Linked DNA regions of Mus musculus: region 1 is linked to region 2. Evidence: chromatin loops called from intact Hi-C (ENCODE). Cell type or tissue: left cerebral cortex. All regions are shown on one strand. Each heading gives the region's core, and the rest is flanking DNA. Links, peaks and the distances in the headings are about the cores only.

What was found. Hi-C counts contacts between places; a loop is a spot of excess contacts. Peaks named below come from ENCODE experiments on the same cell type or tissue, not always from the same donor. Only the 100,000 strongest peaks of a DNase experiment are listed, where the experiment ranks them.
Region 1: it touches region 2 in a loop (2.1-fold over the local background); 2 of 42 quality-filtered maps call a loop at or near these places.

The regions. Positions count from the first base shown.
Region 1 is chr15:68,487,043-68,498,356 of GRCm38, reverse strand. No RefSeq gene overlaps it. Among named protein-coding and RNA genes, the nearest start is that of Mir30d, 150 kb to the right of the region's middle. In left cerebral cortex, for the core only: no CTCF peak of the experiment used is centred there; DNase peaks (open chromatin) are centred at 1,738, 2,556 and 6,381; H3K27ac peaks cover 2,951 bases.
Region 2 is chr15:68,795,949-68,807,262 of GRCm38, reverse strand. No RefSeq gene overlaps it. Among named protein-coding and RNA genes, the nearest start is that of Gm49415, 46 kb to the right of the region's middle. In left cerebral cortex, for the core only: no CTCF peak of the experiment used is centred there; DNase peaks (open chromatin) are centred at 2,821 and 5,273; H3K27ac peaks cover 2,910 bases.

The DNA of each region.
Region 1 (11,314 bases), core at 1,605-9,604, 310 kb after region 2:
CATACTTACCATCTCACAATTCAAGAACTTTTGGTGCAATATGGGTCATTGGGGCATTCCCTAAGTTTCATCTCTATGAAAATGTCCTCCTCTGGGAGGGAGAGATGGCTCAGCAGTCAAGAGCACTAGCTGCTCTTCCAGAGCTCATGAGTTCTATTCCCAGCACCTAGAGGGTGGCTTACAACCATCTTTAATGTGATCTGATGCCTTCTCCTGATATGTCTAAAGACAGTACTCACATATACAAAATGAGGAAATCTTTTTTAGAAAACTCTTTGGTTGTGATGCTTGAAACACACTCTTTCTTGAACAGTGGTTCAAGATCAGTCATTTTCTTGAAATAGATTCCATGTACTGTCCTAGAGGGGCTTGCTGCCATGGGTCTCTACACTGTGTTGTTGCTACTGAGAAATGTGGCCTTTGGAGTAAATGCTATTTTTTTTTTTTGTGAACTGTGTTCATTTCTCCCCTGTGCCTTTTTAATCTTTTCTCTAACTTTGGCATTCTGCTTTTATTAAGCTTTGCCTTAGCTGTGGTTATGTTATTTTCTCTTGCTTGAGATCCCCCATGTCTCGAGACACATTTCCTTTGTCAGTACAGGGGAATTCTCAGCCATTGTCCTCTCAAGCATTGCCTCCATCCTATTCCTTCCTCTCAGCCTGAGATTGCAAATTGACACATTACAGCTTTTCATTTAAACTCCGCACACATTAATTTAGGTTTTTTTATTTTGCCTGATGCTATTAGAGCCACTCCACCTCTCTTGTGATGACTGTCGGATGGTGCATCTTTCCACTGTTTAACTTTCATCCTGTGCTTTGCATCTGAAGAGGCTCTTCTCAAGACATCACAGGGTTAGATTCTGTTTCGTTTTGTAACTAGCCTCACTGTCTCTGCTTTCTATATGAGTGTTTTAATGTAGTCACTGATATGGCTTGCACCACACTCCTGTTACATTGCTACTTGTGTTCGTCATGTATTTACTGCCTTCTTTCATAATGAATACATATTTTCTAAACTCAGCTCAGGACTGCTTCCAATAAGACACATCCTTTGACATAGCCCCCACCCTGCATGTGCTCCTGACCATGCTGAAAGCTGTTCTCTGGATCTTCAGGACCTCAGCAGGGGTACCACAGGGCAATGAGATCCCCCAAGAAAACAACTGAGGGCATCATCAGGAAGCCATTTCAGAATCAAAAAGATAAGGGGAGCTAGTCTTTGTGGAAAGAGGGGCAAATGTAGAATTCCTTCACACAGGAAGTTTGGCCACAGCAGATCATTGTACATGGTAGAAGAAACATGTTCAAGTTTTATTTTTTTATGTTAATACTTATTAATGTTTTTCATGTGACTTAAAAAGCAGACATGCACACACATACACACTTGCATACTCACGCACACATACACAAAAAAAAAATCAGACCTATATCCTCTCACACCTATTGTTGCTAAATTAAAATTTTCTTTTGAAGTAAGATTTTTAAAAATAAACATGCACTGAATAGTGGTGCAGGTGTCCAATAAAAGGGACAAAATTGTGAAGGTGCTATCTGAATGCTTGGAGCCTGGGAGTCAGTGAGCTGAAGTAGGAAAGTGTGAAAAAGCACAGGGCAAGGAGCTGCTCCCAGAGAGATATGAGGATGCTGAGGAGGAGGAGGAGGAATCCAGATATCTTGGAAAGGACCACATTGTGCAAGGCTTTAAGTACTTTGCCAAATAGCTTGGGACTTTTCCCAAGAGCCGAGCATAAGGGAGAGAGCAGAGACAAGGAGCTGCCAGGATTTGGTTCTGAGTAAATGCCACTTTCATTCCCACATGCTAAGTCTTTATGACTTCTGCCAGCTCAAAAAGTCAGAGATGTGAATCCAAATAATTGTCCAAAAGCATCTATGGCAGCATCGTCCATGAAAAATCAAAAACTATGAGCATGATAAATAGATGTGCTAAATGATGCAGACCTATCCACCCAGTTGCAGCAATCTAAGTCCTTTCAGAAAAATAACCCGAGAGATGCTCACAAGTTAAGTAAAAACCCAGAAAACAAATACAACAAGAGATTGTGTATAGTTATATATGTAGTTTTTATATATGTGTGTGTGTGTGTGTATACATATATATATACATATATATATGTATATATACACACACACACATATTCATAGGAAAAACAAGTTGGAAGGTGGTACATATATTGTATGTATCTAATAATATCCATATTATAATTTAAAATAATTCTTGGTCATTTCTACCACAAGTAATGTACTACATTTTTTAAATAGAGGGAAAAGGCTGTTTTTTTTTTCCAAAGACAGATACATTTGCATAAAGATGTTGAAGTAAAGAAGAAACACCAAATCCCTCCCAAAATAGAAGTGGATACAAAAACTAAAAGAGTAAGTATGCAGTGCTCAAAGGTAGCCATGGACCAAAAGCAAGCTGCTGAGTCACCAACACTCTAGCAAAGCAAGGGACTGGTGAGTGTAACGACCTTGACCACTAGGCAATCCAAATCACTTATGTTGGAACTGCCCATGAGGAAGATCAAAGGAAACATCAGGCATCTGTTCATCATGGACCATAAAACCATCAGACAAGCTGTTCTGGAACTCTGTGACCTTGGGTGAACAAGGGCGACCTTGATCAGCTCTGGTGCAGAGAGTCGGAGTAAACTTGATTGACCCCCTAACTATGGTGTTTCAGAGGGTGCCCCCAAACTGGGATATCTAAAGTGCCTGTGCCCAGCATTGCTATTTTTTTACCATCAAAACAAAGGGAAAAGGAAGAAAAGGGAAGTTTCTGAGGACTATTCATTGCTACCCCTGTAATAATCTCCCCAGGAAAAAGAGAAAAGAGAAGATCTCATGGCTAATTTTGAAAATCAGAGGATGTGCTAGAATTCTCTTTAGAGCACCGCCTCTTTGTCTCCTGTAGGCTGAGTGCTTATACCTCGAGTTGGTCTTTTGTTCCAGAAACCCCAGGCTTAGCCTCATCAATAATAATTTGTCAGAACTATTTTCTAAACCTAAAGTGAGAGTGTAGAACAAGGAGAGGATTTTCGTCGGGGTCAAATGTTTGTCCTACACAAATGAACTCTCCCAGAGAAAAAATGAATGCACTGTATCAAAATTTAGTTCCCTTATACTCACACTAATTATTTTAATTGACTGGTTTGTTGCTATTTGTTGAAATATGGTTTCATTCCATAACTGAGGGGCGTCAAAACTGAGATTCCTTCTGACTCAGCCTTTCAGATCTTGGGAATAGGGATATGTGCTGTCACACCCTGCTCTCTGATCCCCTTTAAAGCAGAAGAAAGATAATGTTTAGGCTTGTAATTAATATTAACTTTTTTCACTTTTGTATGATAGTTAAATCATAAAATCCAAGATGTGGGGAGGCCTAAATTCCTCTGTTCAATCCTTTCATTTTGTAGGAGGGAAAATAGGGCTTAATTCTGGGTTAAGAATTCAGTAAAAGAATTGACACACTGACTCAAATGAATAGTTCAAGATTCGATAGTTTGACATGTGTAGAGCTCTATTTCTTTGTCATAAGCACTTATAAAAAGTTTTTGTTGACCCTGAGTCTCAACAGTACAATTGTCCACTGGAATTATATTTCCCACGGAACTTCAAAATACTGAGCAAATCCCCATGAGTGCCATCAAGTCTTAGTACTAGGCAGACACCTGCAAGCACGTGACACACATGGGATATCACTCATGTCAAATAGGTATCCCTTACCACAAGTCAGTAAGTCAGAATGACAAACCCAGAAAATGCAGTGTTTACAGTCACAAACTCACCAACTGGAGCCATTAAACATGGAAAGTCTAAGAACTATTTCCTTATACTCTTAAATTCAGTAGTGAAGGTACCACAAATGCCACCTTGTATTCAAAATGTCAGGACTCACTATCTTTTATGAATCCACAATTTAATCCCTAGAATGCTCTGATAAGTATTTTGGTTTAAATGAAAAACTGTCCCACAGAATCTTATAGTTAGTTGAACATTAGGTCTCCAGATGGAGGCACTATTTGGGGAGGTCACACCTTACTGGAGGGAGTGTCCCTGAGGTGTGCTCTGAGAGCATATAGCTTCAGATGACTTCCTGTTTGTTCTCTCTGCTCTCTGTGATCTCTCAGTTCCCTGCTCCTGCCAACAGATCTTCCCTCCCTTTATGGACATGTAGTTCTCTGAAACCATAAGCCCAAATAAATTCCTCCTTAAATTGACTTTGGTCTTGGTATTTTATCACAAAAGAAAAGTAACTAGTACACTCAGGTTGCTTTCTAAACTTACTTTTCTTATTCACTTTTCTTTTTTGGACTGTGATAGAATCTATGGCCTAGTATATACTAGGCAAACACCTTTTAACTGAGCTATGTCCCCAGCCTTCCAGCTATTACTATTTATTTTGATAAAGGGTCTCATTAAATTTCCCAGGCAGCCCTTGAGCTTGAAATCTTACTGTCTCAATTTCCCTGGTAGCTGGAATTATAGACCTACATCACCAGCTCCACAAGCCAAGTGTTTTTAAAGGATATTTGATTGCAGAGCTACACTCATCCAATTCTCCTGATTGGTCCTACTCAGGCACATGGAGAACTGGAAAGAACCTATAAATGAAATAGAAAATATACCTATTATATATGACAACTGAAGTCCCTGGGAGTTAGAAGTCCTGGATCCCTGAGGTCTTAGTGCCATCTCTACCACTCACTATCCTCATGACTCAGCACTCCACTGGCATCAACCTCTATCATACCCATGAAATGGGGACTCACATAAAAATAATAATAATAATAATAATAATAATAATAATAATACAAAACCAGAATCACCCAATGAGCCTTAGATAGATGCTATTAAATTGATAATGGAACTCCTGATCCACAGGTCACACATACAGGTCTGAGCAAATGATGTAAGCAAGTAAACAACTGGGGTGAGATAGTAGGAAATGGTAGGGATTATAATAAACCAAGAAAGTCTCACTTTAGTTCCAGCTCTGTGATGACTATGGGCTGGGGTGTCTAGATTTTTCCCATTGCAAATAGGGGCAGAAATGTAATGTTTATGAAACATACTCTTAATTTTCAATCTTGAAAATTAATTCATGTATTTTGGCAATAAATAGGCCCCAGATCACAGAGTCTTAGAGTTGGGGAACCATAAGTTCAACTATGCAATTCTTTCATTTTGTAGAAGGGAACCCGAAGCTCAATTCTGATTTCATTAAACATTTAATAACGAAAGTTGTGTAAGGATGAGAATGAACAAGAACAACTGGAGTGCAATAAATGGCCATGTGATTTGAAATCATGCAGAATTATTATATTTGTTAGCCATGTAAATAGGTCTGAGGGTTTGTGGGAATAGGGCCAAGGATGGGGGATGAGAAGCAAGGGAATCACATGACAAATCTGGACTCAGACTCCAGAGACCAGCATCAGGGTGCAGATACGAGTTTATTGTGATGTACATAAGATTATATACAGTATTTAAGTCAATCCCAAACCCCTAAATCCTTAGCTAATCCCATCTCACCACATCATGCCTCCAAGGAAAGCCCTGCCTGATGAGGTTACTCAGAAGGAGCATGGGGTGAGGAAGCATCATCGTCTGCTAGAACTTCCATGAAGACAGAGAAAGTGGTCACTGCCCTGGCCTTGGTTCCTTTCTTGTCTCACTGGCGTTCTTCAAGCAATCTTAGATGTAATACCATATGCAGCAGACCAGGAATCTTTGAGAAGCTGCAGGAGCCCTGGGTGCCTCTCTTTCCATCCCCCTTTTTTCTTCACAAGGTTGACTTCTTCTACATCCCCCACAAGGGTGAGATGTGACCCATGAGCCAGTGATGTATGACCTCTGATTCTAACCATCATTCTTTCACACTGGTGAGACTTGGAAGTTTGATGAGGTGAATGGAGTAGTAATAGAATCCAGATAATACTGTTGCCTAGTTCTGGGATTTCTGGTGGCATCAACTCTCTTTCCTTTGAATCTCTGCCAGAGGATGAAAAAGGAAGATTACAATTTTACCTCACCATGTTCCTCACCCTGGCAGTATTATTTGACCAAAGCTCAAGGCACAGAAGAAATATCCACTGCCTCATCTTTTGTCATGCCATTAAGTACCAGAAGAACAGATGCTGGGCCTGTAGAGAGATACAGGACAATTCTGTTTAAGACACTAATGTATCAGTTGTACATAAAGGACTTAATTTTACTTCAAGAGTATACATGATTTACCGGCTGCTTTCTGTTTCCTTTTTCTTATCTGCTAAGTAAAGATATTCTCCCAAATGGCTGTGTTCTTTTCTCCCACAGAAGCTGACATGCTGTTGCCAAGAGACCCAGCTTCAAAAATCAGAGCTATGAAGAATAAAAGGCATCAGGTTACACAGGAACAATTATGTCTAAGACCCTAATTGGATTATCAGTGGCCCCAAATTCAGTTTTAAGCAATTACCTCTTCTACACTTATGAAAAAAATAAAACTCAAGTCAATTCTTCACTGTCCTCTCCAGCAGATGGGAGGAAAAGGTTCTTGCAGTGTGTGGGAGACTTTCTATTAATGAGCCAGAAAACAAATTCTTGGAGGAAAAAAAAACCTGACATACATCTGCACAATCCATTGGTAGACTTTTCCATTATTAAAAGTTTTTTTTTTTAATCAAAGCAAGCAAGCAATTTAAATCTCCCGTTATATTTCTGTACTAAGGACTGCAAATGATAGGTAATATTTTTCAAATTTTATAAATGACTTCTTGTCTACTATGAATCATAGAATCTTCAGTTCAAGACAGAAAGGATGCCAGAGTCTATGCACCAACCTTTGGGCTGGGCACAGAGCTGAGTGAGATTAATGAAAGAGAAAATCCAAAAGTTCGCAATCTTCTGAGCTCAGAGCCTAGAGAGTGAAGAAAACCAACATAGCCGAGCTTGTCAATGAACAATAGAGCACCTATGAGTCTAAAGGTCTCCAGTAAGTGCTATAAAGCAGAGAACAACAGAACAGCAGGTTACGTGGCAGGGGTGACACTAAGGAGCACAAAAGTGTGAAGAGGAGATTGCTGGACCAAGATACCAAGTTGTGATTATGAGCAAAGAAAGCAAGTGATATATTATGTAGTGTGAAGATTCTGCAGATGCAATTGACCACTGGCTCTTTCAGTCCACAGTGTGACATGTAGCTCCTTTGATTAAGCAACTCTGTCAGCTTTACTTTGTTGGGTCCAGAAGAGCCTGAAGCCCATTTGCTCAGAATTTGTACTTTGCCCTTGTCATGTGCCAAGGTTCCAGGCAAGTGCGCTGCATTGTTCCTATGAGACCTTTGCAGGAGCCTCCCTTTCTAGACCTACCTTACAGACCAAGTAGGAGAAGACAGAGCAGAGCCCCATACCTGGTCAGATGTGCTTCAAGGACCACTGCTCATCCCATGTCCATACCACCCAAGAAACAAAGCCAAGCTTACTAGTAATAAAACTGAAGCTCCGCCAGGCAGTGGGGGTGCACGCCTTTAATCCTAGCACTTGGGGAGCAGAGGCAGGTGGAGTTCTGAGTTCGAGGCCAGCCTGGTCTACAGAGTGAGTTCCAGGACAGCCAGGGCTACACAGAGAAACCCTGTGTCAAAAAAAAATGCCAGAAAGATTTTGCTGAAAGGATCCTGTTATAGCTGTCTCGTATGAGGCTATGTCAGTGCCTGGCAAATACAGAACTGGATGCTCACAGTCATCTATAGTATGGAACACAGGGCCCCCAATGGAGAAGCTAGAGAAAGCACCCAAGGAGCTGAAGGGGTCTGCAACCCTATAGGTGGAACAACAATATGAACTAACCAGTACCCCCAGAGCTCTTATCTCTAGCTGCATATGTAGCAGAAGATGACCTAGTCAGCCATCACTGGGAAGAGAAGCCCCTTGGTATTGCAAACTTTATATGCCCCCGTACAGGGGAATGCCAGGGCCAAGAAGCGGGAGTGGGTGAGTAGGGAAGGAGGGTAGAGGGAGGGTATAGGGAACTTTCAGGATAGCATTTGAAATGCATATAAAGAAAATATCTAATTAAAAAATGAATAAAATAAGAAAAAAAAAGAAAAAAGAAAAGGAGAGAAAAGAGAAGAAAAGAAAAGAAAAGAAAAGAAAAGAACCTCATGCCATTCCAAATGTTTCCTAAACCCAGCAATGGGCTGAAAAAAAAAAAAAACAAAAAAACAAAAAAAAAAAACCTGAAGCTCCAGGAGACTGTGGGAAACCTCTGACCTAGGTTACAAGTGCAACAGTCCCAAGCAAGCATCCCTGATAAATGCCTGCTGAAGAATGTTCTATGCCTCCCTGAGAAACATGAGGACAGAAGATAATCCAGAAGGCAAAGGAGACTAAACTGAAGAAACTTGCTCAAAGTGCCAATGGCAGCTGAAAGGAGCCCACAGATCACAAGCGGAGTCTGAGTTCATGTGGGCTCTGCATCCCTAACGTTCCTGCACTTACGGTTCTACCATGTGGTTCAAAGTAAGCAGCTTCCAAAGGACCACGTGGAGCTTCAATCCATGCAAAAAGCAGTTTAGGAAAACAGGCATCACAGGTACCAGTTCCTGTGAGCCTCCTCCGTACAGAGAGACTCAAAGTGCCTGGTCTGCTGGGACTCTTTCCTTATCTTCAATATCCTCTCCCTCTCTGTATACAAACACAGCGATGTGCAGTCCCCAAACTTAAGGGTAGGGTTTGGGCCAACTTTAGAAAGACAGTAAATCTGAATCCTGACTCCATATGGCATTAATGTCTTGGGACTAGAAGTCCCACAGCTATAAAATGGGATTTATTCATTCTTCTTGTATTTCTTGAGCATCTAAAATGTAGGCAACATACAGAATTCATGGTTAACAACTCGAGCCTATTCTCTGCCTCATTAAACCTATAATCTTTCAGGAAAGAAAATATGAAAAATCCATCATTATAATCCATGCCCTCAGTGTTTGTGCAGAGGGTCTATAATTCTCAGGCCAGGAGGAAATTTTCCAAATTCCTGACAGCAGGTCTGCATCTAACAGCTGAGAATAAGCTCAGAATCAAACTTTTAAAGGGATCAGCCTTTAAAATTAAGAAAAGGACGATTAAGAAAGGACCGAAGGTCCTTTACTGAACTCACTGACCCTTGCCTCTAAAATGCGTCAAAGACAAGACCTGCTTTCCAGGTGTACTTGCTTTTTTAGAGTTAAATAAGATGGTGCCTGCTCTGCTCTAAATACTGCACATAGTAGGTGTTCGATTCGTGCTCATTCCTGTCTTCTGCAGCCATGCATGCAGATGGAAGCACACTGTAAGGGCTGGACTTGGCGCAGTGATAGGGAAAGTAAACAGTTATCACGGCAAACTTTCCTCTTTCAATCAGTTGCTTGGCAAGTACAGTAAACCTGATCATGCATAAGAACCAGGATGAGACCCTAACCAGCTTGAATTAAAACACAGAAGGATCTAGTTCTCATCACAGCTATGTGGCCCTGAACCTGTCTAGCCAATTTTATTTCCACTTTTGAGCCTGGTGAGGCTATTTGTCCTGTGTTAATTATTGTTGTAAAGAACAGAATTAGACAAAACAAGTAAATTGCAATCCATGGAGAGCCATCCAGGTGGATGTGATTAATGCTCTCAGAGCCCTCGTGATCACGCTTGTTCAGAAGCTGGGTGGCCATGGTAAATGAAATCTGTGATGAACCATGGGTGCAACGAGACGAGGACAAAAGCTACTCTCAGTCACCTTAGTGTGAGCACAACAGTCATCCTGGTCAGAGAGATTCGGGTTAAAGTCCTATCATTTTCACTTGGCTTTGTACCCTTGGTGAAGTTAATTAATGTCATTGGCCCTCCAACTCCTTGTCTGTATAGTGGGGCAGAGCAGTGCATCCTCTGTAAATTTGTTCTGAAGTGTCAGGAGAGACTCCAGGTCAAATGCTTGAAATATGGTGTGAGCTGAAATTTCAAATTCAAGGAGTGAGATTAGACTCCTTGCTGCACATCCAATTTCCTGGTATCTCATACCAAGAAATTTCCCCTTCATTTTTAAAAAATATACAGCCAAGGATGGCCTAGAACTCACTATTTCACCCCAGTTGTCCTTGAACTTGCAGTCCAGTTCTCCTGCATCAGCTCCCCAGGCCCTGGCATCACCCACCATGAGCCACCAAAGTCTTCAGTTCTTTGCTTGATTTATGGTTTTCACATTAAGCAACTGTTCTACATTGAACTGCATCTCTAGCCTTGTACTTAACTTTGGGATAGGTCTTGCTGAGTTGCTATAGCTAGACTTGAATTTGTCTTGTACCCTAGGCTGGCCTGAAACTTATAAATCCTACAGCTTCTGCCCCTCATACACTGGGGTGACAGGCACACACCACAAGTCTTAACTGTTCCCAGCTTCTTAGTTAGTTCACCAAGAATTCCCTGGCTCAGGATTCGCATTCCTTTCTGGAGGCACTGCTCTGTGACAAGCATCAGCAGATCTGTCCCATCAACAGCAGTCACTTGGGCTCCTTCTTTCCCCAGATTGGGCTCCTTCTTGGGCTCCTTCCTTCCCTTGGATTGTTCTTGATAATTTCAGATAGAACATCCTTTTTCCTCAATACAGACAGCTCTCAACCTATGCCCTTATGCTCAACTTCTCTGATCCAGTTCTATGCCCTCCTTGGTCTTCTCACTGCCTATAAAGCCTGAAGACCCATACACAGGACCTCCCCCTCTGCCTCACAGGTCTTCCTGCTCTTACTTCCGTGCTATGCCACAGCTTCATCTACTTGTTCCCAAAGACACAGCCTATTTCCTGCCTTGCAACATGTTCCTCTTGGTTTGGATATCCACACTTTCCTTACATCTCGTTCTTTGCCCAACTTAGATGTTCTAGCTCCTTTGTCTTCGAAAGCAAGAGGCCTGACCTGGTCTCTTCCCCCAACAAACATATCCAGCAATGCTGTACCTCTACTCCCTGGTTGCATACAAGTGCCCAGGCTTTATCTTCAACTCTGCTCCATCATTCTTTCCCTGGGACTTGGCTGCCTTGCACTATATTGTAGAGTCTGTTCTATCACATTTTATCTGAGACCACTATGCCACTGGGTCTCTGTCACTTGTAGCCTTAGAGTGTTAACTATGTACCTAATCCCTTAAAATATTTCAGATCAGATAATGAGCTACCTACTTGTCCCTTTGAAAGGACATCAGTATTGTCCACATGAAGGCAAGGAGCCATCTAGCCATGGGAAATGCCATGGGGCCAAGGGATCAGAAAAAAAATAGGTTCTTTTCAGAACT
Region 2 (11,314 bases), core at 1,666-9,665:
ACCCTAGGCTAAGGAAGCTACTCCCTATTATTCAATCCAGAATCCTCAGTAAATCTTACTTGTTGTTCAATAGACTCTCCAGATGCTTTGCACTGGGATTCAATGTCACAAAAAAGACCCTTAAAGGACGAATCCCCTTAGTGTTATTCTTGCTAGTCTTGCTCCTGGGTGGATAGCATTAGGCTGGTATGGGCACAGCATCTTCAAGAACTCCTTGATTATTGAAACCCAACTGTTTTCTTACCACACTCACTATAAAAAGAGCTAACAAAAGGACTGTAGCACAGGGCTACTCTTTCCTCAACTTTCACCCACAGCACCATCAATTTAGCTATATTCCTAGGGTCTGATCTCTAACTCCAGTGAGATAGTCACTACCATCTAAGAACATGGGAGGTTCCAAGGGCATCTTAGTAAAGACAACAAATACTGGTTGCAATTGCCAGGTGGGCTATCCCAGGTGTCAGATTCATTGGCTGAGAGTGAGAAATACATGTGTCAGGTCGATTTGTTTCCATGTAAACTATACCCCCATCCCACCCCCATGTATTCTGACTCTTCTCTTTGATGGTAGCTGTTGGGAAACTTCTGACTGATTGATAAAATGCATGACCAAAAGAAAAAAGACCTTATTTTGGCTTATGAGTCCAGAGAAATGGCTAGAATCTATCATGGCAAGCAAGATACAGCAACAGGTAGGCCTAGAGACAGGAGCAGGAAGTTGCATTCACGTACAGGAAGCAGCATGACAGAGAACAGGAAGTAGGAGGAGGCTACAAACCTTCAAAACCCATCTCAGAGAAGTACTTCTTCCAACAGAGTTCCACTTCCTCAGGCTTCTGCCTGACATGAACCTATGGGGGGAATCTGCCATTCAAGCCACCATATGTACATATATAATGTCCATACTCCTATCAGTTCTAAAGCGACTCTGGTTCTCCCATCACCGTAAGCCAGAATGCCCGTCATCCAGCAAAGCCTACCACCTGCTTGAGATACAGGGCGTCTGCTCTTCCATGTCTGTCACCTTGACCTCATGCTGGCATCTGCCTCTCAGTCAGAAGGATCCTTAGCTGAGTATTTGACTTTTGACATGGCAGAGCTAAAGTCTCATGAGCTGTGATGCCTCCTTAGAAATCTGATCCTGGAGTTTTACCTCCCCTTTGTTTCTAGCTTTATAAATGTCCAAGCTTTAGAAGTGTCACCTTGGTAACAGCTAACTACATCTTCCTCCTCCCCATGGTGGAGTACATACATTTCATGGTCCATTGTTTCCTAATTTCTAAACCTATCACTAACACATTTTTGGTGGAATTTTTCATATCATTACTTTTTGTCTTTAACATTCTTTTCCTTTTATACCATCTTGGCATAGTCTTTATTATTATTATTAATATTATTAATATTAATATTATTATTATTATTATTTTGACTTAGTTTTACTGGTAAGAGAATTTTATTTTCAAGAACATTCTAGGTTTTAACTAGTGAGTGCAAGGTAGCAAAACAGATGAAGTCAAAAAGAGGTGAGGATCCTAGAAATATCCACAGTTCAAGCTAATCTCAGACATGTGTCTGTCTGAACATGATACACACAAAGAAATTGTTTTCTACCAGGGAAGTGCTGATAGGCCTTGACATTATATTTAGGGTTTCTCTACAATAACCTTGCTTTGCCTGGATCCCAACTCTATAACTTGGGTGTGCATTTTATTTGTTACTGCTACCCTTTTCTGGTTAACCATTTGGCTAAACTGTCTTATAGTCTAAGAAGAAGTTGTTGAGTTGCCAAAAAAGGAAAAATGGTCTCCCTGTAGTTTTGAGCATAAGCATCATAAGACTTTTCTAATCCAAGACTGGCTTACAGAGTAACACTCTGGTCTGCTTGCTCAGCCTCTGAAACTTGCTCTCTAAGAGACTTGTTTTGCTTTTACTATTCTCCATGATTTCTCCTCCACTTGATCCACCATCACATATATTAGGCCCAGGTGTATGTCTGTTATCTCTGCATACCTGTTTTTCTTATCCTCTAGGAATTAACTGCTATCTTGAATGGATCTAGATCGCAAACCCTGGCAAAAGGCAACCACCTTTTTTCTAAAGCTTTGTTATTCTGATTTCTTCCATTTTTATTTCTTGGTTTGGTATCAAAGATGAGACGTTTTTAATAAACAAGTTGAATTCATCCATGACTTTAGGCAAATTAGATACATTATAACTACTTATTTTCCAACTCAACTTGACATAGGAAACTATAACCTTTCAGTTGTTCACTGAAATTATCTCTATCTCTGTCTCTTGTTTCTACCTCTATCTAATCTATCGTTCATCTATCTATCTATCTATCTATCTATCTATCTACCTACCTATCTATCTACCTATCTACCTACCTACCTATCTATCATCATATATCATATATCATCATATATCAATCAGGTATTTACCTATTCATTCTCCAACTTTATATATCACTTTCTATCTTTCTCTGTCTCTTTCCCTCCCTTCTTCATGAACATCACTGGTGAGTGGGTGCAACAAAATCTGTGTCTCTTAAATATAAACCATGGCTTAGGATAAAGTATCAGTGCTAAGGGTGAATAACTAGTCTAAGGATATACATCAACCTGATCCCTTTCAGTAGTGCTTTGGCTTCAATACCCAACCTTTATACATTTAGTACCTCTGTAGCGCATGTGAAATTTAGTCACTTTTCCAATTTTAAGTTCTGGCTTACAATCCTTACTGAGAAACACAGTAAAGGAAGTGAAATGATTATTCCTCCTACAACTGTCTTAAAAGCCCATAAATGGAAGCAATGACTGTCTTGAGGCAGACCTTCTGGAAGGGCCTGGAGGACCTTCATGTGAGCTGATCCTTGCCTAAAGTCAGAAACAGCCAGCAAGATCCTGCACAGGAATCACTAGTCACCTATAGCTGGTATTCTTTAGTAGTTATTCATACAACCACAGGGGAAATATGCCAGAAATCACAGAAGGGAGTTCATTTTCTGAAGCACAGAAACCTTCCACCACGGCCATGCCAGAAACTGAGTCTCTATGTTCAGCTCTGTGCCTCAAGTGATCACATTGAAGGTTCCAGATAAACTCTTTCATGTATGAGAGTTTAAAGTGGGGCATTAAGTATCTTTGAGCTTCCTTGGGGTTTTGAATAAATCAAACAGCAGCACACAAGAGCCAGAAAGGTGAAAATTCACACATAGCCACAAATGTCATCTGACTGTAGAGAAGGGAATAATATGTAGCTTCGATGTTCTTCCTTCTTCCCTCCAGTCCTACCACAATAAACTTGACCAACACTAACTCTAGGCTTCGTTCACCATGGGAAGAGGTTGCTATTCCTCTAAGTCTGTCATTTAAAAGCAGAAATTCAGGGCAAATGAATTCCCCAACTCATTCATCAGAGCCTTGTCTGCCTGCCTTCCCCCATACTCTGTAAGAACTTAGAGCTAGGGAGATTCAAAGAAGGTCCAAAAATAGGAAATCCCAGAACACAAGTGTTCTTCTAACAGTGGTTACGGTGCATGGCTATCCTTTCCTCGATACTCCTGTTTACACCATGCTAAAGCTCCACATGTTCAGAGCATGCTGAGTGGCAATGGAATGGTCCACTAAACACAAGTATATACCATACTGATCAAGATGCAAAGGCACACAAGAACTAAGAAGCATCTAAAAATGTTCTGGAAATTTCCTCTTATGCTACATCTACAGCACATTTTGTCTCCTTAGTTCTATTAGGTCTATCAGAGGAAGTCACATTCCAGCTCCAAAGCATAAGTCCACCTTCAACCCAGATGCTCCTCAACAGAGGAATGGATACAGAAAATGTGGTACATTTACACAATGGAGTACTACTCAGCTATTAAAAAGAATGAATTTATGAAATTCCTAGGCAAATGGATGGACCTGGAGGGCATCATCCTGAGTGAGGTAAATCAATCACAAAAGAACTCACATGATATGTACTCACGGATAAGTGGATATATTAGCCAGAAAATTAGAATACCCAAGATTTAAGATACAATTTGCGAAACACATGAAGCTCGGGAAGAACGACGAAGGTGTGGATACTTTGCCCCTTCTTGGAATTGGGAGCAAGGCACCCATGGAAGGAGCTACAGAGACGAAAGGATGGAGCATCTAGAGGATGCCATACCCAGAGATCCATCCCATAATCAGCCTCCAAACACTGACACCATTGCATACACTAGCAAGATTTTGCTGAAAGGACCCTGATATAGCTGTCTCTTGTGAGACTATGCCAGGGCCTAGCAAGCACAGAAGTGGATGATCACAGTCAGCTATTGGATGGATCACAGGGCGCCCAATGGAGGAGCTAGAGAAAGTACCCAAGAAGCTAAAGGCATCTGCAACCCTATAGATGGAACAACATTATGAACTAACCAGTACCCCGGAGCTCTTGACTCTAGCTGCATATGTATCAAAAGATGGCCTAGTCGACCATCACTGGAAAGAGAGGCCCATTGGACTTGCAAACTTTATATGCCCCAGTACAGGGGAACACCAGGGCCAAAAAAGTGGGAGTGGGTGGGTAGGGGAGTTGGTGGGGGGAGGGTATGGGGAGCTTTTGGGATAGCATTGGAAATATAAATGAGGAAAATACCTAATAAAAAAGTATATATATATAAAATAATGACCTTCCTACTGCACCGAGCATACACTTGGTTGACCTGACTAGGCAGAAGAGTGAAGTGATTGTACTCTAAAACATCTTGATTTGATAAATAAGGAAGCAGAAAGCTGTGAAGGCAAAGTGTAATAGTTACTGTACATTGTGGCTAAGCTGGAATTTGAAACCACATCTTCTGACTCCCAGGCTGCTGCTCTCTGGTTGCAGGAGGCTCCTTTTGGACAAACATAACTAAGGCTGGCATAACTGCCATATGTCTTCATGCCACAGAGAGGTCTCTATGTCAGTATGGGACTCCAGCATTGCTTCATAATTGATATGCAGATCATCTCCTATCTTAACTTGGAGTGACATGCACTTGTTCATAAAGAGATTGGGCATGTATACACAAATACTCCCCCGTGTTTGGAGTAGCTAAGAATCCTTCTGGCTAAGTGGGAAAAGGCATAAACAAATGTATGACATATCAGATCATCAGTAATGGCAAAAACAAAGTCTGAGTTGCATCACAGAAGAACAAAACTCTTAGAACAGAAAGCAAAACCACTTGAAGAAAATGTCATAAAAACAGCATCCTCCCCCAGCTTGCTGCTTCCATTCCCCTTCCTTGTTAGCTCTAGCCAGCTGGCGTCTCAGCTCCACCTGACACTGCTTCCAGACCCTGTTTGCAATTCTGTTTAAGAGACACCACCCTGTCCCACGTCATTGAACTTTGGAAGCCTCAAGTCCACAGTGTTTACCTCCCTTGGATGTTTGTGCGAGTGACCCTCATGACCAAGTTTATCCACTGATTCTGCCTCAAAACGTTCTATGGCATAGAATTGTGCAAGTCTGTACAGGTGCATAGAAGCAAAGTGTATAGAAATATGACAATCCTCAAAAGCCATTAACCCCAATATCAAGTTGTTTTCCACTAACAGTGGTATTATAACATGCTTTTCGAGGACAACATTTGGAACGTCAATGATTCATACTATGCACTGGAGTAGTTTGATCATGAGTATTAGCACACTCTCTTCAACCTAGAGAGGAGAGTCCTTAGTGTGCCCATATATAATTCAGTTAGGGGTTATGAAGACTTGCTTATTTTTGACCCCAAATGGGGATGATTGATTTTATACTTAAGACTATGAAATTCAAACTTAGATAGAAATATTGCATTAAAATCACAGTCAGCTATTGGATGGGTCACAGGGCCCCCAATGCAGGAGCTAGAGATATTACCCAAGGAGCTAAAGGGAACTGCAACCCTATAGGTGGAACAACAATATGAACTAACCAGTTTCCCGGAGCTCTTGACTCTAGCTGCATATGCATCAAAAGATGGCCTAGTCGGCCATCACTGCAAAGAGAGGCCCATTGGACTTGCCAACTTTAGATGCCCCAGTACAGGGGAATGCCACTGCCAAAAAGGGGGAGTGGGTGGGTAGGGGATTGGGGGTGGGTGGGTATGGGGGACCTTTGGGATAGCATTGAAAATGTAAATGAGGAAAATACCTAATTTTTAAAAAATGTAAAAAAAAAAGAAAGAAAGAAAATAGCTAAGAGGTGGGGGGGTGGATCTTATCTATGTTAAATAAACATAAGCACAAAATTAAATGGCACAGGTAGGGGATGGGAGATACCTGGCCTAATGTTTAATAGTAATCCATGTACCAAATGTTTAAACTATTTCAAAATCATAGAGGTTGAAAATTGTGTTTCAAAAACATTTCCCAGCGCTCATTTCTACCAGTGTCAGGCCTTTCAACCTTGTAATCCACTTTTGGAACACTCTCCTAAATAAGCAGCAATAAACACTCACAAAGATATTTACATACAAAAGAATTAAATTAATGTAGCATCAAAGTCATAAAAAAGATAGAAATAACTTTAAATTCCAGTAATAGAAATGTTCAGTGGACTATTATACACTCATTCTGAGTCAAACTTTCAAGAAGGATTCAAAAGCAATGCTTCATCCTTTGCATATTTTAGTATGAAATATTGCACAGATATTTATATGAAATATAACAATTAGTTTCTTTAGTAAAAATATTTGAGGATCCATCAAAAAACTGGAGCAGGGGATTGAGGAATAAATGATCCCATTCATGCAGTGACTTTCTCTGTCTCTATATAATGTCATCCTCTGAACTCTCTCATTGTTCTGAAAGAAGATGTAACTTGGAGAAGCCCCCTGAGAATAAATAAAGAGGAGGCATCAGACATCTGGGATGAGTACTCCCATCTCATCTCGACGTGAGACCAAAGCTGACACATCTTAGTCATGGTTACTGACCCTCAGGGAATGATGCTACAAAGCACTTTTCTGTCCATATTTATTCCTTAGCCAAAGTACACAGATTACTTAAGAGATGGAGGTTTTGTACCTTGTGATATCTATCTTTTATGCTGTATGAAGAAATAGATGTATCTGTCTTTCTCCCTGCAGCTATCATTAACACCAGAGCAAACCTTGCTTCCTGTTTCTTCCTGGTATCTCCTGTTCTCATCTGCAGGCTTGACTGTAAGAAAAGAGAAGATGATAAACTCCACTGTCTCCTCTTTGTCACCTGCCAAAAATATTAAACGAATGGAATCTAACGAAGCTCTACAGAGAAGGAAGGCACCAGGAAATTTCTGGGGCAGAGTCAACTAATAGGTGTCTTGGATCTCAGGCTCATGCTTACAGGCACAGGGATCAAAGATGTTTTAAAGAAAAAAAGAAAGATTATTAGGGTCATCTATCCTGAGCCTAGTTAAGGAATATTGAGAAGTAGTAAGATCAGAGGTTTTTGGTAAAGCAAGACCTTGTTTTGATTTCAGTTGTACCATTTATCCACTGCATTATTTTAGTTGCGAACCTGGCTGACCTGTGGCTGGGATTTTAGGGTCAAATACATGAAATCGCATCTACCTTCCAGTAGCACTCGTAGAAGTGATATTGTGCCTAACAGCATTGGGTGTGCTGGCCAACTCAGTCAGTACTGGACAACTACGAATACTTTACTATTACAGTGAATATAAGGCTTTAGAATAAGCTGGACTTGGGTTCAAATCTTTATTGTTTTTATTAATGTTGTTTCAAGATGTGCAATGCATTCAGGTCTGTTAAACTTCAGTTTTCCTGTCCTGACATGGAAGTAAATATTTCTTTCTCTAGTTGCTTTTGTGTTAACTGGTCTCAGAAAATGATCAGTATTCAGTGTTTTTTTTTTATTTATTTTTTTTTTGCATTATTCTGATGAGAAGCCAAGCCAAGTGCTCTGCTGTCTTACGGGCATATGTCTTATGAGCACCTGAACCACAATCATTCACTTACATAAGACAGCCTTGCTTTAGCCAGACATAATTTATCCGGAACCGTGTCTTTAAAAGCTTCTTCTCTGTTTATTTGTATTTTAGAAGATTGCATGATAAAGTATAGTGGGGAGCTTAGACCAGAAAATAAAAAGATGTTTCCCAAAAGAGAAGCAACATTTTATGTGTTTAGAAACTCATTCAGGACAAGTCACCGACAACACTGTGGTGGGATAAACCATGAGACCCCTTTCCTTTCAGCCTGTATATTTTGAAGCTTTCTGACTTTGTCCCCTAAGAAATGAAGCTATTTTCGGATAGGAATGACGTACCAAAAGATATCTTACCACACACATGAACTCTATGAGGCTCAGAGAAGAAAGCTTTCAGCAGCAGGGGTAGATAATAAGCAGCACCAGAGTAAGAAGCATTGGTATATGTGCACAAGAGCATCTATACACAGGAACTGCATTCAGGCTAAGCTATGTAATCAGATTCAGACTCTGGCCTTAATAAGCCCTGGTACTTAAATGTAGTTACAGGGTAGACTCTGACAGGAGAGACTGCCCGCATGACCAAGGTCTATCTTTCAGCACAAAGGAAAGCTCCCAATGGACCACAGAATGTGGTTCTATTACAGTAATGGAGAGTGTTTAGGAGGCAACAAAGAAGACAGTAACTCTCTTCAGTGATTGATGGGGAGGGAGAGATATTTTCTTTAGTAGTGTAGCCATGGTAATGTACGTGTGCTTCTTTTTTAAAATTATTAGATGTTTTCTTTATTTACATTTACCTGTGCTTTTTACATGAACATGGATACGGATTGTTTCCAGGATAGCATGTTAGCCTATGTCCAATCCAATTTGAAATTCTGATCTTTTAAAAAAATATCCTCTTGTTTCTCAATGTTGCTATTTCCTTCCAATAGTTTAATATATATATATATATATACTCTTTAATCACATTCATATACTTGTAAAAAATACATACCATTTTGAATACATGAATTTTAAAAATATAAATAATATTGTCCTGAAATCCATGTTCTCTTTTTATTTTACTCTTTTTCTATTCCAGTTTTCAGCAACCATACTATTTTAAGCTTATTAAGTTCAATGCCTTTTCCCATTGCATATAATTTAAAAGTGTGTAAGTACTGTATTATATGAATCCATTTCCTTAGTAATAGGCATTTGGTTTGGCTTCAGCTTCCCATTAGCACAAAATTGCTGATCGGTCATGTGGAAAAGGCATGTTGAATTTTGATAAATATTTCAATAGTTTTAAATCATGATTAAATTTTAAAAACAAAAATCTGTTTCTTTCTACCAGCAACAACCAAACCTCAAATTCAATATATGCATGAAATGGGGAAGGCTTATGGGTTGAGTCCAGTGGGAAATCCTGTTTAGTGGGGGAACCTTAACTCATCTATTGTTATAACCCTCATCTTCACAGCTGATACCTTTTGCTGAACTTGGCTGTAGAACTAATCTCTGGAGGAATATCCAGTTCCAACCAGTCCTCTTCTGAGGAGAGCTGTTCTTCTCCATTTATGACAGACATTGTGTGTTCCATTGCCTCAGAGCTTCAAATACTGGAAAAGCTAAGCAAGTCCTTACTCCTTTATCCTATAAACATTTATTCAATAACTAGCACATGTCAGACACTTCTCCAGTGCTGGGGATGCCAGATGAATAGGCACGGTACTTCCTGGTATAATCTGACATATGTGTAAACAAAAAGCTACAAGAGTAGACATGTTGACAGACAGAGTGGTACACGATGAATCACAAAAGAGGCATCAGTTAGGAAGGGAAGTACAAGCACCCTTTTCTCCCCATGAGATTCAGACCTTTTGGGAGAGCACATCTATGTTTTTCTTGTCCATCATTGTACCTGATACAGATGTTGATACACAGTATAGTATATGTTATCCCTAATGGATACATGAAATGAACTCTTGAAGACAATGATGTATTTACACATCAGGAGGCCATTTCAACCTAAAAAATGGGAATCTGAGGGGGGTGGGGCTTCCAGATTTCCTGAGGTTTAAAGCTGGGAAGACTGCAAAGGAACATAACATGTGCTATTTTAAGGTGGGCAGATTTTAACCTTTGGACAATAGTGCCTATGAAAACAAAATTTAACCCAGGAAGGGAAATGATCAAATCTGCATTTTAGAAGTAAGCATGGAGAAGGAATGATGTGTCTATAGGAGGAAACGCAACAAAATGATGTAGGAAGACAACTTATGGTGTCTTGTAATTGTGGCATCATCAAAAAAAAGTTAGAAACGGTGTGAATCATTGGCTAGACTTTGAGTGTAAGTAGCCAGGGGTCTCTTGGTTCTTGAACACAGTAGAAGGTGTCTACTTGTGACTGTGAACAGAACAATGGGGCAAAGATAAAGCTTGTCTTCTCATGGAAGTTCTTACCTAGTCCAGCTTTGTCACTAAATAGCAGATGTCAACGAAGGCCTGTGACAGAAACACCAGGAGCTTAAGTCCAATGACCAGATATCCAGTGGAGGTTCTCTATAAGTCATCTTCCAGTAGGAGGCAGGAGATGGGGACACTGTCCTGAAGGAGTGAGAGAAAGGGAAGTGAGGCTCTGTCTCCATTTTCACAGTAACAAACAGCACATTTCATTCAGAAGTTAATGAGTCCACCACGCCAAGAGCATGTGTTTACAAAAGAGCTAGCAAAATCTGGAGCTTTGCGACTTCACAGGGCGGGTCCTAAGGATCTTCCTTAAAAGCAGGCAAAGGCACTTGGGCTCTGTTCTAGAGGCAGGAGCTGCCATGGGATGAAGAGAGAAGTCATGTGACCAGATTTGCTTCCTGTGAAAAGATACTTTTGTTACTGTATTCATAGGAGCTGATAATCAATTTTCCATGGAGAAAAGGAGATGAAAATTAAACATGAGGACTGTTTTGAGCAGAAGTAACTGGAGGATGGCTCCAGTGTCCTCCTTTAAAGAGGCATAGAGAAGATGTCAAAGTCTATTGAGCCATGTCCCCCTTCCTTTTTTCCTCCTCCTTCCTTCCCTGCCTCCCTCCCTCCCTCCCTCCCTCCCTCCCTCCCTCCCTCCCTCCCCTCTCTCTCTCTTTCTCTCTCTGTGTCATGAGAGAGAGAGAGAGAGAGAGAGAGAGTGTGTGTGTGTGTGTGTGTGTGTGTAATGAGTGTCACAATATCTAGTTGAAGTAATTTTGAATGTAAGATGGCCTGAATCAGGAACTGTGAGCTCTTGGGATAATGTCATAGCTGGACCAATGAAAATGGATAGAACCAGCTAATCTAAATGAACCAATAATTTAGGAAAGATGGGCTGGTTTTACCGCTAAGCCCAGAGAGGA